Linked DNA regions of Homo sapiens: region 1 is linked to region 2. Evidence: read pairs that join two places in POLR2A ChIA-PET (ENCODE). Cell type or tissue: OCI-LY7. All regions are shown on one strand. Each heading gives the region's core, and the rest is flanking DNA. Links, peaks and the distances in the headings are about the cores only.

The links. Peaks named below come from ENCODE experiments on the same cell type or tissue, not always from the same donor. Only the 100,000 strongest peaks of a DNase experiment are listed, where the experiment ranks them.
Region 1: POLR2A ChIA-PET joins it to region 2 with 6 read pairs; 12 of 35 experiments call an interaction of 5 or more read pairs at or near these places.

What each region holds. Positions count from the first base shown.
Region 1 is chr21:34,880,831-34,885,496 of GRCh38, reverse strand. The region is part of intron 4 of RUNX1 (RUNX family transcription factor 1); the gene reads left to right. RUNX1-AS1 (RUNX1 antisense RNA 1) reads right to left here. Exons shown (of 2, transcript NR_186614.1): 2 at 445-2,014. Among named protein-coding and RNA genes, the nearest start is that of RUNX1-AS1, 47 kb to the right of the region's middle. RefSeq lists a silencer at 2,525-2,574. In OCI-LY7, for the core only: no CTCF peak of the experiment used is centred there; a DNase peak (open chromatin) is centred at 2,626.
Region 2 is chr21:35,018,426-35,023,959 of GRCh38, reverse strand. All of the region lies in intron 2 of RUNX1 (RUNX family transcription factor 1), which reads left to right. Among named protein-coding and RNA genes, the nearest start is that of RUNX1-IT1, 18 kb to the left of the region's middle. In OCI-LY7, for the core only: no CTCF peak of the experiment used is centred there; DNase peaks (open chromatin) are centred at 3,329 and 4,809.

The DNA.
Region 1 (4,666 bases), core at 589-4,588, 140 kb after region 2:
TTTGTTTTGTTTTTTAGTGGGGGTGGAAATGAGGAGAAGGAACGAAGGAACGTGGTGGCTTGCTTGACTCTTTTTTCCCTCCCTCCGTTTACTTAGATTTGGGTTTGGGAGACCATTTTACTTTTAAATCATTCTAACCCTTTGCCTAAATGGACTCAGCGATGACTCTTTAGGGCACCCGCATTGAGAGGGGACCCAACAGGGTTGGGCCATGGGGTCACTATCAGATAAAGAGCAGAGGCAAGACGGGCTGATAACCACCAAAGGCCATTAAAACCTGGCTGCCCCAATGCACTAGGGCTCTAAGAGATTTGTGGCTTCCTTTTGGGGGGGAAATCAGGGTCTCTTCTGAACTCCCTCCTCTGCCAGGGAACCCACACTCAAATATATTAAAAGACTAAATGATTAATAAATAATCTTCAGGAATTGGAGCAATTCAGAGTCTCAAGCCATTACATGAAAGTATTTATTTTCTTCTAAAAAATGAAAAATTATACATATTGCTTTTATGAGCTGTCAGAATTCTTTCTAGCAGAAACCATAATAACCATAGAGTTTCCTTTTTAAAATGACTTTTGGCAATTCACTTAAAAACAATTAATTTGTTTTATTGAGTGATAATCTATAGGCTACTAAAAATCCAAATACAGAGCTCTTGAAAAAAGTTCAAGCAGATCCCCTGAGAACATTTAGGGGAAAGGAAAGGATAGCAGAGAAATCAGACCATTTGATTATTGTCTGTCACCACCCCAATCCTCATAAAAAGAGGCTTCTTCCTGGAGGAGACCTGCTCACTGCATAACTAGAAGAGTAGACAAAATGTTCAGTGAGACAGTAAACGTGAAGGGATAAAATGTTAGGGATAAAAGCAAGCAAAACATCAAAACCTGCCTACATCCCGGGCTCATTTAGTGTGTGTCCCTGGCTTCACTCTATCTGCCCACCCAACCACCTCACAAGCAGCTTCAACAGAAATTATTACTTTAAAATTTGGATCTTAAATAAGCCGCAGGCAATCTCCCTAGGAAGTTAACCAGTAAATAATTATTATATTCCCTATGGTAAAGAGAAGCAAATGTGAAACAATGATAAGGCCTGATGATATTGATGAAAAGATCACTGAAGGCCTTCTTAGGAATCTCCTGAAGTTCTGTAGGTAAATCCTCTACGTCAATCTTCTGAACTAAAGAGAGATTTAAAATTATGAATTTTCTTTAAAATAGATTACAATAACCCTACTTGCTTATTTTGAGCCCCAACCTGTTCTCCCCCTACTCCTTCCCTCCCATGGAACACCTTTATTTTTTACAGTATGAGAGATACATGTTTTTTACTACTAAGAAAACCTTAAGTTTGCTGTGTGTTTTGCTGTACTTACAGAATTAGCCTAAAAAGCTGTTTTGATGACTTAGGATGTATTTGGTAATACCATGGTGTTATAGCTTGTTCAGGCCCTGGTACACCAGAGTCCAAAGACGTAAACGTGCCTTCAGCAGGGAAGTTCGGAGGTCTTGGATTCTGATGGTAATATTCTTTTCATAAAAAGGAAATAAGTAATATTTTTGTCGGCAAGATCACAGTCCCTAGCTATGCCTTAAATATCATCTCAGCTGAATTCTGTGTTCCACTCCACAGCCTTCTTTGCAACACTGGAAGGTTAACGGATTTGAAGTAAATGAATTGTAACTGTAATTTCAACCTAATTAGAATTGGTTTAAAATGCCAGTTTGGACCGTGAACAGGCTAGCCAAGAACAGTATTGGGAGGTCCATGTAATATAGAAGAGAGTTGATATTTGGCCCAACTTCCTGATACTTTAAAAACAGAGAAGTAAAACAAAATATGAGATATCTTTGGCCAGCAAGTCCCTTCTTGCCTGTTTGGTCTGTGTTAAAATGTAAATGTTTGTGTTTCCTTACCTATTGTTTATAGCTTTTCATTCCAGTTGTTTCTTTTTTCTGTTTGAAGTTAGATATTTTTACATTCTCTCCATATTGCCCATCAGTGACAAAACCTGTATCAAATTAGCACGCATGTTAGTTTTGAATTAAAAAGAAACTTTTTAAACCTGGCTTAAGTATGCTTGTTAACAATTGGACGATATACAGTATTAATGAATTGCCCTGGATTTACTAGTTCCCCTTTACCCACCCGCCTCCACCAAAAAAAAACCCTCAGAGATCAATACAAGGCCAAGTGAATGATATGTAGGTGCCCAAATATGGTTGATTCTGCTGCATTTAAAAAAAAAGAGGAGTGGGAGTTAAACTTCTAATTTTTTTCTTCTTAAGTTCCAACATCAACAGCCTTTTCTTATTTAGCCTCCATGATAATTTTATTCTATGTTTGTTTCGACTTGGCGAAGGTCTCCTGAATTTGCCAAATTACCAATGAGGATAGTATTGGAAAGATGAGAGAGGCACAGGCTTGGAGCACTGTGAGGGGAACAGCAGTAGGAGGCAGATAATTCAGAATACATTCCTGTAGTTATAAAAGAAGATTTATTTATTTTCACCTTTTTACAGATCCAGACCCAACAATGAGTTATTCAGTTTGAAACCCACGTAGTGGAGGCAGTCTCTGTATACCTGCTGAATGTTGAGTTACAATAGAGAAGCCTGGGTTACCACAGGGAGAGGAGGATGAGGAAGTAAAAATATGTGTTCAAAGAGGGCATTTCAACACTGTGAGCTAACTTTACAACGGGAAGTGAAAATCATGAAAAAAAGGGGAAAATTTGTTGTGAGAGACTAAAAAGAGCAAAATAAAGCAAGCCCATTTTTCGGGAATAGAAAAAAAAAAAAAACAGTAGCAATAACCAAATAACTGATCAGGGAGATTTATTTCCGTGATATCTTTTTAAAACAAAAAGGGAATTGTCGTATCACTGCTCTTAATTAAATGGCAACAAACACACTTATAATGGGAACTAAATAGCTAATTAGAGGGTGCTTGGGGAATAAATAGCAGAGTTTTAAAATCTCCTATATGGAAAACATGTCCAACAATTGGAATGAAAGGATTAAAAAGAGAGAAAAGGCCCAGACCTTGTTTGGCAGTGCAAGTTGGATAAAATAGAGGAAAATGCCTCCCTGCTTCTATGAGACTAGATTATCCTGGTGTAGTCTTGGGGTTGGAAGTATGTTCATCTCTCATAGTGAGTTAGTTCGTGTTCTGTGCCACAAGGACTGAAGCAGTTCTAATGAATAAAAACAATAGATAGTCATCTGGAGGCCACAGGGAAAGGGTGATGGCTAAGCAGATCATGAAAATGGGAATCTTGAGAAACATGACTTCGATATCATACAAGTGAGTCTATGGCAGCCTTTTTTACATATAGAAAAAGAGGCCTGAAAATATATACTACAAAAAATTATGTAGCAGTTATTAAGGTAAAAATTGGGAAGTAGGAGGCAGAGGAAGGAGTGATAACACTAGATTAAGGAATGCTTTACTGTTACCAATTCAAAAACAGCAACCAAAAATGATGATGTAATTGGAATGAGTAATATAAATGTCACTACTGACTTTACCGTAAAGAATGTCAGAAATGATCAGAATAAATACAGCTTGGGGCATTTCGATTTGAAGTTGTATGACTGCTTTGAAAAATAGAAACAAAGGAAATACAGCCAATAGTAAATGTCTAGACCAAGAAAATAGTTTCTAGAAGGCCTAAATGATAGCCAAGAAATTGATGCTATTGTACAAAGTATCTTTAGGTCATGCTTTTCAGAGTATTTTACTTTGGAATTCATTTTCTTAATTACCTGAGTATAAAAACATTTATCTACCAGTTTTCTCCAATAGCCCTGATAAGACTTCATACTTACTCAGTTACATTAAATAAATTCCTGGTCAAGATCAGCTGGGCTAGCAGAAAACCTCAGGCATCTGTGAGGACATGAGTTTACACACGCTGAGACTCACAGATACAAAAATGCAACCCAATTCCACCCCTGAATTGAGGGGAGTGCATAGAAGTGAATGTCCCGTCTTTCTGAGGTCTGTTGATTTTGTAATTAGTAAACGAAGGGTGCATTTCTGATTTTTTTTTCTTGTGTGCTAGAATTCATTGCTAGTAAAACTCAAGATAATAGCGATGAGTAGGAGGTATCAAAGATGAACTGTAGAGGGACAGTTTAAGTTACTTAAGAATCGTCAGCAAGATGAAATCTACTTTTAGCAGAAATTGGGTTTTTTTGTGTTTTTTTGTTTTGTTTTATTTTCTAAAAGTAAAGTCTGCACCTTGTTCAGCCTGTTAGTGGAGGTCTGAGCAAGTAAAAGATGGGTTGGATTATAAACTTACAAACACAGGATGTTCTGTTTCTCAAACGGGAGAAATTAAGAAGAGATGCTTGTATTCAGGAGACGGCATAGCTACTCAAAATCCTTGATATCTTGCTATGGTTAGTCTTGTTCCAACTGTGCTATGTGACCTACTATGGCTTTATGAGGTAAATTTAGTATATGTGTCACTATTTGAAAATTTACATATAGTTATACATAATGTATTAGGTTGGTGCAAATGTAACTGCAGTTTTTGGAGTTAAAAATTGCAAACACTGCAATTACTTTTGCACCAACCTAAAATATAATAAAAAAGTGTCTTCTCTTTATAACTTTTCTGTTGTTTTGCTTAAGTTATCATTGCTATTCCTCTGCA
Region 2 (5,534 bases), core at 906-4,905:
TATATAAATATAGTAAAATATATAATAATTTAATACACACATATATAATAAAATATATTTCACCTAATATTTAATTTATGTGTTTATTATTTTTACAAAAGAAGTCTGTGACACCATAAAACTGGTACCCACAGATGCTCTCCTTATTCTCACTTCCACCCATCCTCAATTGTGTACCCACTTGTGAGCCGTCACTCCTGTAAATCAGGCAATGTTGACTGGATTCCTGTGCCCCCCTTTCATTTCCCACCCTCAGGCTCCAGTCCTGTCTTTATCCAGATGCATTCACAGCTGGAGACTAGCCAGGAGAGAAAGCAAACCATTGGCCTCAATGAGGCAGGGCTGGAGACCAAAGTGCAGGGAAGCCCTACTCTGCCCTGCTAGCCCCGCAGGTCAACTTGAACCACCTGAGTGCCTCTGGCCTCCCGGCTAGGGAGGAGACAGTCATCCACAGTCCAGCCCCCTGCCATGAGCTGCAGCCTCAGTCTGATCCACCCACCCACCTGGGACAGGGAGAGAGTGACAGAGGAGAAGGGAAATGCTTGCAGGTGAAAATCTGCCTGCTTTTCCTACAGCAATGACATATGGGCTTCGAGTAGTTTCTGTTTGCATCATCTCACAAGACTTGATTGTTAATTTTCCGGAGTTTTGCAGGCTGGCAGTTAAACAAAGACATCATGCAAAATTAAATTATGCAAACTTAAGAGTTAAACAAAGGCCAGGTGTGGTGGCTCACACCTGTAATCCCAGCACTTTGGGAGGCCAAGGTGGGCTGGTCACTTGAGCCCAGGAGTTTGAGACCAGACTGGGCAACATGGCAAAACCCTGTCTCTACAAAAAAGTACAAAAATTTTCCAGGAATGGTGGCATACACCTGTAGTCCTAGCTACTGAAGAGGCTGAGGCTGAAAGATCACTGGCCCTGGAGACTGAGGCTGCAGTGAGCCGTAATCATGCTACTGTACTCCAGCCTGGGCAACAGAGCAAGACCTTGTCTCAAAAAAAAAAAGGTCAAAATCACTAAAAAATAATCTCCGCCTTATTATTATTATTATTATTATTATTCAAACAGAGTATCATTCATGTTGCCCAGACTGGAGTGCACTGGCGCGATCTCGGCTCACTGCAACCTCCACCTCCTGGGTTCAAGCAATTCTCCTGCCTCAGCTTCCTGAGTAGCCGGGATTACGGGCACCCGCCACCACACCCCACTAGCTTTTGTACTTTTAGTAGAGATGGGATCTCACCATGTTGGCTGGGCTGGTCTCGAATTCCTGACCTCAGATGATCCGCCCGCCTCAGCCTCCCAAAGTGCTGGGATTACAGGCCTGAGCTACAGCGCCCAGCCTCTGCCTTATTATTTTATTGCAGTTTACAAAGATCTATATGCACTTGTTTCTTATCTCTAAATGGTGGAAATGCTCTAACATAGAGTGTTGCTGTGAGAGGAACTATAGTGATCAGCAGTGATTGCTGAAATCTGCACATGTTATAAGTCAAAGCTGTTTATCCTGAAGAGCTGGTTGTTAAATGTTCCCCAGCTCCTGCTGGTTTAGGGATAGGAGATTACTGATACCAGACACCCTTCAGGCACTCCTGCGGGGCGCAGGCTAGAAAACCAGCGGACTCCATCAAGAGTAAGACCGAGAAGGAACCTCTCTTTACCACCCAGCCTATCTCTCAACATGCCCTTGCCTGCACACACCTGGTGCAGACGCTTCCACCCTCTTTCGTCTGTTCAAAGGTAAGCCACATTCCTTTGCCCGGTGCTGCTGGTAAACCACGGAACCGCCAATCAGCTCCTTCAAGACTATTGTCTACACCCGCTCTCAGCTACATGTTAGCCCGTGTTCAGTCTGGAGGGGACAATGATCCCCAGCAAACTGCTTCTGAAGCTGGAGTTGACTGTTTCACAATATAAACACATGTATTTCACATTGATATGTGTCTTGGGGATCATTCTCGCCTGCTCCTGGAGTTCTTGCCAGCCTCTTAAATGGGAACTCCTACCCTTTTGGAAGCATTGAGAGAAGAGCTCTGAGCTTCTATCTGCCTCTGCCTTCTTCCGCCTTATGAGAGGAGAGGCACATCCAATGGGAGAGATTGAGAGAGGCCTTCTGGGGACAGCCTGCCTGATATGGTGCATTCTCCTCTGCCTCTGTCTCCCTGGATGAGGCCTGAGGCAGGGCCCGCTCCCACCCCAGCTATGTCCTGATCTCAGGGCTCAGCAGAGATGAGGTCAGCGCAGGCCCCTGTGGCTGGCTGGGTAGGTCCCTGCAGGTACTTCTCATGCTCTGGAAGAAACCCCAGATGGGCTCTTTCTCCAACTCAACTCTACAAGCAAAATGCTGGTATTTACTTCTTCATTTGATTTCAGGGGTTTATTTCTCAGTTGCTTCAGAGCTTGACATGGGGAAGATAGTAATGTTTAGCTCAGTGTATTTATATATTATGTGTATGTGCACACGCATAGTGCTCATAGTGTATTTAAGTGACTATGTTTGGAGCTTCTATCATTATTGCTTATTCCACAAATAGCACACAGAAACATTTTCCCTGATAGAGAAAAAAATCAGCACCTAGAAAGTTAAGACCATTTATTTAGTTAGTTCATAAACACTTAGACAGTGCTCGCTCGCTATGTGCCAGGAATTGTTCTAGGTGCTTTGCAGATAATAACTCATGTAATCCTCAGAACAATCTTTACATAGTAGATACAGCTATTCACCCCATTTTGCGGATGGGAAACTGAGAAACAGATTGGTGTGCAGGGTTACAGGGCCTGACTCAGACTGACTCAGACTTTCTGGCTCCATGGTTCAATTTTACTTTGCCAGTCATGGGGAATGAGCATACTCCAAAACCTAGGGACAGAGTATCCCTGGTGGACACTGCCAAGATGGAATTTTCTCTTGAGAAAAGACTAAAGCTAAACATGTTATTGTCTCCCCAAAGTCATTACCCAAGTGCCTCAGCCAGCCAGCCTGAAGGTAAGTGGAGATGATGGGAAGCCCCAGATTCTTTGTGGGGACCTCATTCCCCTTCTCAAAGCTACTGACAAGGACTTAGGTCAGAACGTTCCATAAGTCCCCATAGAAGCAAAGTGTACTTTTAAAGGTTGTAAATACATTTTATAAATGAGACACTATTTAAAGGCATTAAACAAGCAACAGACTTCATTTATTTAGTTATTTGGGGGTTTTCTAATCAAGATTCTCACTTGCACATCAGCCTAGACCACAGAGAATCAGTCCTGGCTTAAATCTAAAACTGAGATGGATGATGGGGCAAGAGGAGGAAGTCGATGCAGCAGCCAGGTGACGTTGGCAGCTTCCTCTTCCCCATCCTCGAGGGGACAGTGACTAAGAGAGTACCTGGACCAATGTTTGTGGGTGCTCATGGAAATTCCTTTGCATAAGCCAAACTCTTTCGGGTCTCATTGCCTTCTACTTTATCCTCCCAGATCTCACCTCTGCTTGCTTTGCCTTCTCAATAAAAAGCCTTAGGAACATCCCCAAAGGCCTCAGACATTAGAACTAATTACATCTGTCTTCAGGAGCCACTTTCTCCATGAGGGTGATCAAACCCAAACACAGAAGCACTGTGTTTTCTACCCGTGGGTCACAGCAGCCCAGGATTCATCTCTGCTCCATTAAAAGCATGATGCTATGATGAAAAATGCTCAAGGGATCATTCTTTTGTTTATTACCAGGTCCTCTGGAAAGTAAGGTCGGGGAGGAACTAATGAAAACTTTCTATAGAGAAGGGGAACAGTTGTGCTATTTTGGTTAAAAAAAAAATCTAATTGCAACTCTTAAAGATTTAGAAAATAATACTTTTTCAGTTTTTTTATTGCTATATATACAGTATTAAATCATTTTGACTTGTTTTGCTGTTTTCCATATTTGAAATATCTGGAATTGGGAAACCCTAAGACCCAAGATGAATCCTGGTCCGCCTAAGACTATGTAAACAGCCCATTATCTGCTTCCCCGATACCAAGTTTGTCATGAAATTGACAGCTTCCTGATAAGGGCTTTCTATTTCTATAACCAAGCAGCCCTTCGCTAGAATCTTCTGGGGTCAGGAGAAAGTTGAAGCCGCGTGCACTGATCAGTGCACGATTTTCCCAGTGAGTAGCTGTGTGCAAAGGGCAATGCTAATTGTCCCCTTGTTCTGGCGATGGACTTGGCTTCGGCAGGTTTGGGTTTATGATTAACTAGGCAGAAGGCTGATTGTGGTTGTCGATCCCTTCCCTGGAAGGTTGTTTGCATAGGTCTTATTCAGCTTTCTGGGGGGTGTGGGTGTGATCCTGTGTGAGGTGCAGAGGCTCAAGGGCTCAAGGAGGTTTGCCACATTTTCTTGCTGTGATTCCAGAATGCTTTGTCCGAATATAGATAATCATTGAATTATTTTAATTTTTTCAGCATTAGCATTTTCTATGAGGTTGTTGCTAACTTGCTCAGTGCACTGGCAGTATTATGCCAGGCCTCTTACAGACATAAAAGAAAGCTATGTATCTTTGTCTCCCAGCAGTTTGAGGACAGAAGACATATACCTGTGGAATAGGTGGGGAGAATCTTAAACTGCACAGGACTAAGCAGGGCATGCAGTAATACCATAGCCATTCAGACGACTGGAAGGCTAGAAGGTGTCTCGAGCCATTACAGAGGACTCAGGTCAACTTAGGATTTTGCTGTTAAAGGAGAACAGGGAAAGGTATCCAGGAGAAGAAAGCAGCACCTGCAAGGCAGGAAGTGCCAGGTGTGGTTGAGGACGATGAGTGGATCACTTCAAATGAAGGGGATGCAGTGTTAGAAGGTAATGATGGGATGGTTGACCAGTTCAGGTTAGCCCAGGCCAATCTAAGCCAGATGGTAAGACTTCCTCCTGAAGGCAGTAGAGACCTATGGAGACTTTTGAGCTGAAAGTGTGGTGAAATTATTCCCTGTTTCCCTTCAACCCCCAAAGAAAACCAAGCTGCCTTTGTTCGAACAACTAACGTTGGCTGAGGGTGCTTGGAGAGTCAGCCCCAAGCTAAGTCTTAGGCCTCCAAAAAGATTAAGATAATCCCTATTCCTGAGGGGTTCCTGATCTCATGCAGGTTCACTGCAGATCGTTGGGCAGGTTGGACACTGTACAAAGGCACCCCACTGAGGGGGACTGTGGGAGGTGAAATCCAGCCTTGGCTCTGCTTGCCAAATCAAGGGTCCCAGGGTGAGGTGTGACTGCGTAGAGGAAGGGGCACCTTTTTCAAACAAAAGGATCATCCACTCACCAAGCTGTGTTCCTGAGGGGCTGCGTATGTCCAGAGTGCCTTATTTAATTCCCCCAAGTTAAGTGATAATTCAAACGATATCAGATCACACTAAGAAATCAAATTACTTGGGCCTACAGAGGAAAGATTTCTTATGAAAGGTTTGTAAGATATATGCATTCGTCCGCTCAGGCTGCAAAGTACCACCGACTGGAGGACTCAAGCAACAGAAATTTATTTTCTCCCAATTCTGGAGACTGGAAGTCTGGGATCAAAGT